Linked DNA regions of Homo sapiens: region 2 is linked to region 1. A link is a loop called in an ENCODE intact Hi-C map of the cell type or tissue named here. Cell type or tissue: OCI-LY7. All regions are shown on one strand.

Evidence for each region. A loop is a pair of places that touch in the nucleus more often than their neighbours do. Peaks named below come from ENCODE experiments on the same cell type or tissue, not always from the same donor. Only the 100,000 strongest peaks of a DNase experiment are listed, where the experiment ranks them.
Region 2: a loop joins it to region 1, with 11 times the contacts of the local background. A loop is called at or near these places in 1 of 110 quality-filtered maps.

The regions. Positions count from the first base shown.
Region 1 is chr13:39,588,064-39,590,563 of GRCh38, forward strand. The region is part of intron 2 of LHFPL6 (LHFPL tetraspan subfamily member 6); the gene reads right to left. Among named protein-coding and RNA genes, the nearest start is that of LHFPL6, 14 kb to the right of the region's middle. In OCI-LY7, a CTCF peak has its summit at 1,057; DNase peaks (open chromatin) are centred at 108 and 1,098; H3K4me3 peaks cover 1,542 bases; H3K27ac peaks cover 2,111 bases.
Region 2 is chr13:37,832,425-37,834,924 of GRCh38, forward strand. The region is part of intron 1 of TRPC4 (transient receptor potential cation channel subfamily C member 4); the gene reads right to left. Among named protein-coding and RNA genes, the nearest start is that of TRPC4, 36 kb to the right of the region's middle. In OCI-LY7, no CTCF peak of the experiment used is centred here; a DNase peak (open chromatin) is centred at 1,197; H3K4me3 peaks cover 1,772 bases; H3K27ac peaks cover 2,500 bases.

The DNA of each region.
Region 1 (2,500 bases):
AAGCAGGGAAAGGTCGGGATGGAAAATGAGTGGCACACAGTGTGTGAGGCTGCTGAGCCCCTCACGTGGCTGCCGAGTGAGCCTCACCAGCTGATCACCGTCTGAGCAAAACACAGAAGTGTGTGTGCTACATATCATGAGTCCTTGGACTGTAATTATACCTTGCATGTTGGTTTCCTCTATAAGACTGTGAGCTCAGCAACAGCAGGAACCCAATTTTTATCCCAACACGTAGCACATTATTTGACATACAGTGGGCACTCGATAAGTAAATGCCCTTAACCACCAATCCCCTGGATTTACAACATACTTGAACTTGGTATTTCCCAAAGTTTGTTCTGTTGACCATTAATTCAAAGAGATGTTAATGCATATTACAAGTAAATAGGGCCCTGCCATTCCCAAATAAGTTTGTGAAACAAAGTGTTAAATAAACTTAAGCTGGTTTGTTTATTGCAGAATTATTCAGAGCTTTTAAAATGTGCTTGAAGAGGGAACTGTAGTATGACACACCATCGTTTCAACATGCATGACGACTAAATACTTTTTCCAAAGAACTAACATTATGCAGGAACCTCAGTTCTAAGGGGACATTGCTTAAATATCTTCACATTGGTAGCATTACTTCCTTTTATCTTTGAAATATTCCCATGAGGTACAGAAGAATAAGGTCACATCTTGTAGATAGAAGTGTTGCTAATAAATAATTAAATCTAAAGAATACATCAAGTATTAATTGGATATATAAAGTGTCATTTACTATTCTAGTCACTGCAGCATTAGAATAAAAATATAAGTCATCGTTCCTACCCTATTTGAAGAGATAAGAAAAACAGAGAACCATAAAATGAAACTTTCTTTTTTATCCAACAATATTTTTATACATGCTTTGTACATCAAGATACATGGTGCTATTTGATTATTAAAAATCTGAGACCCATGGAGGGTAATTATTTACTGAAGTGATAAGCAGGTCAGCTCTGGAGCTTACAATTTCAATTTCATGAATTCTAACAGCAAATCACTAACTGGAATGACATCTACCAGATAAATTTTTTTTTATTTTTTTGAGATAGAGTCTTGCCCAGGGTGGAGTGCAGTGGCGCCACCTCGGTTCACTGCAGCCTCTGCCTCCCGGGTTTAAGCGATTCTCCTGCCTCAGCCTCCTGAGTAGCCGAGATTACAGGCGCATGCCACCACACCTGGCTAATTTTTGTATTTTTAGTAAAGATGGGGTTTCACCATGTTGGTCAGGCTGGTCTCGAACTCCTGACCTCACGATCTGCCCACCTCGGCCTCCCAAAGTGCTGGGATTAATTACAGATGTGAGTCACCGCACCCAGCCCAGATAAAGAAAATTTTTTAAAAACTAGATCCCCAATAATAACTTAACCAATATTAATGACCAGAACTGAGCAATGTTGTATCCAACCCGACGAACCTCTAAAAATGACCATTTAAAAATCTCTGAGAAATTCCTGGACTTTTTTTTATTATGATATAGCTAAAATTTCCATTTGTTTCTACATTTTATTGATCCAGATTGATAAAGTAGGACATTATCCTTCATTTTTAAAGACAGACACAAAGCCTTTGGTTTTGTTATTTAAGAAATATGTCCTTTGGAATTAATATTATCATTAACCTTAATAAAGGATTATTACAAAGGCTTCCAACAATGGGTGTCTACACTAGAAAATTTAGCCAGCACACGATCGTCTGTTAAATAATTTTTAAAAGACAGTATGCTTGCTTTGGTCAGATATTTTGGCATTCTCCCCAAATGGCCTCTCTATTACATATTACATTATTAATATTAACATGTAATACAATTTTTGAATATTGGCAAAAAGTTACTATATCATATTACCAATATTTCTATCATACCAGAAGCATAAACTGAGGGCCAAAGAGACAATAAGAATATTCCCTTATGTTGAGACTTATTCATGGTGAACAAAAATTCTGATTTCTAAATATAATATAAAGTAGAAGTTTAATCAACACTTTTAATATTATGGTGATAGTATTCATAGCCTAATCAGTAACTAATGGGATAACTTTGGTTTTCATGCTCTAAAATTCAGTGTTCTCAGCTGTTAAAAAAAAATTAATCACCTGCTTCACTGAGGTGAAATGAAAACTGAATAAGTTCTACAGATCAAGGGTCCCTTCAGGGTGCAGGACCCAAATAAATTAGGAAAATATTGAATCCTATATTCCTCCCCATTTTATCTGGGAGATTGGCAATATGCATCAACACACCAAAAGCTCTGTGAAGTTCTGCCGCAATGAATCTATTAACTTTCCAAAACCAAGTGCTTCTCAAACATACTTGTCCCTAAAACTTGTTTTTCTTTTTCCTGGTAGCACCTATTGGTACACCCAGGAATTAATGTTCCTCAGAACTCACTTAAGGCTGATGCTTCAAGGGAGCAACAAGATCAATTCTTGTGACATCCAAGAATAAAAGTTTTGAGTTGCTGCTTTTATTCTTTCT
Region 2 (2,500 bases), 1.8 Mb before region 1:
GCTACTCAGGAGGCTGAGGCAGTAGAATCTCTTGAACCCGGGAGACAGAGGTTGCAGTGAGCTGAGATCATGCCACTGCACTCCAGCCTAGGTGACAGAGCAAGACTCCGTCAAAAACAACAACAACAACAACAAAAACTCAATTTATCTGAAAGAAGACCAAAACAAGTAAATAAAGAACACATGAAACAAATAGGAATCGAATAGTTAGATGATTCAATTAAATCTAACGAACAGGACATATTAAAATCAATAATTACAAAAATTTAAAATTATAAACACCCAAGGAAAAGATAGAGATGTTTATATTGAATAAAAAATAAGATCAAACTATATACTGTTTACAAAATATATGCTTTAAATGTAAAGATAACAGTTAAAAGTAAAAAGGTGGAAAGGGCACACCATGCTAACTCTAGTCAATAGAAAACTACAGTATGTATCTATTGATTAACCTCTAAACCCTTTAAAAACTTTATGCTAAACTATTTTCATGTTAGATGTGTTTTTATTTATCCTACTATGTCTATTACTTTGTTTTCAGCAGTATCGAGTCCTGCTTCTTATAATTTCTCTCTTTTCCTGGATTCATTTTATTTATTTCATTTCCTTGCTGCACTCTGCCAGTTCATAGTTCTTTTTTCTTGTTTATCTCTTCCTAAGCTCCTTCATTATTGATTTGGTGCTTTTGCTTCACAGAGATTTTTAAAAATTCATAGTAAAATGCCATTTTCTTCTGCTTCTCATTCTATGTTTCTGGCATGCATTCTTCATCTCCTATTTTATTTTCTGCCAATTTTTTCTGATTATTTTCCTGCATTATATTTCTAAAGCTTCTGTACTTTTTCTTTCTTAACTCATCATTGAACTCATGATTTATGAGCTCAGTTATAGAAAAAAAAATTATCTAAAAGAAGTTTTGCTTGGACAAGCTATTTGATACGGCATTCACCTGATTGAAAAGTACCACAACGACTTTCACAACCATCTGGGCATATTCTTAGGATACAGAGTTTTGCCCATTAATTCACTTAGCTGTTAACGTCTTTCCTACTAGTGAAGATGGGCAGCTGACGATCTTAAAAATGAAAAGATACTCTCCTCCTGCTCTGTCAAAGAGACAGACTGTGCTTCCTGTGAGTGGTTCTTTACTTAGCCTTGCCTTTGGGTCTAGAACATCAGCTGCCACCTGCAGATGCACCTGCAAACCTAATTTTATGGTAAGAAGTAAGATATTTCTGGCATCTCGGGGTTTTGCGCCTCAACTGTCAGAAGAATAATTTAGCTGGACTCTTAGGAGATCTGTGGTTGTGGGGCCTTTTCTCAATGCATCCTACTCAGTCTTCATTCAGCCTTCACAAAACCATCCACCCATTTGGCTTTCCAGGATCTTAGCTGTTTTCTAATTTTAACAAAAAAATGGAGGATATAGTTTTTAAATTTTTTTATTGTCTTTGTATTTTAGCTAAGAAGAGTAGTCTGACAGTACAGTTTTATCTTCAAACAAGAAACTGCTATCAAGTGTAGCGGTTATACTTGCATTTTCTATAACTGAGCTAATAAATCATGATACCTTAATATTTTTTATTCATTGGAATACTATTTATCTTCATGCTATATTTGCATTTTTCACATAAATTTAGTTCATCAGGTGACATATTCAGAAACTGCAATATGAGTTCATGCCAATAGTCTATCTGTCCCAGATATTACATAAATTTCGGCACATATTTCACTTAAAACATAAACACTGTTTATAAATGTTCTACATAGCTATCTTCTTTTCAAGACTCTGAGTACAATATTGACAAAACATTTAATTTTTTCACTCTTATGCATCCTTCCAAATTCTAATTGTTTCCTAACCTAAATTATGTGTTGTTTTTGAATACTTTAAGTCACATGTACTTTCAATTGATTTTGACTATTTTATGTTTTTAGTTAAGGAAAGTTCCTACTTAATACATTAAAGAATCAAAACTTTGCCCACTGGGTTTTTGTTTACGTGTGAATTATATTACTGAAAGTGGGTCAAAAATGATCAAGCTATTTCAAAATTATTTTCTATGAACTCTAAACCACAAACACTTGTCACATTGAAAAAGATTACTTTCCTCATAAATTCCCAACTAAATTCTGACATGCAAGAATATGTTCTTGCCATACTTATTGTGTTATGTTTTCTCATTGACATAGTTTCCATGACAGAACCTTTAGATGAGTACAGTAAATGAGATGCACTCTGGTTTCTCCAACATACTTGGATCAATCTTGAGTTTATCTCACTCTCCATTTATTTATTTATTTATTACATTTTTTTGAGACAGAGTCTCGCTCTGTCACCCCAGGCTGGAGTGCAGCAGCACAATCTCGGCTCACTGTAATCTCTGCCTCCTGGGTTCAAGTGATTCTTGAGTCTCCTGCCTCAGCCTCCCAAGTAACTGGGGGTACAGGCATGTGCCACCATGCCTGGCTAACTTTTGTATTTTGAGTAGAGATG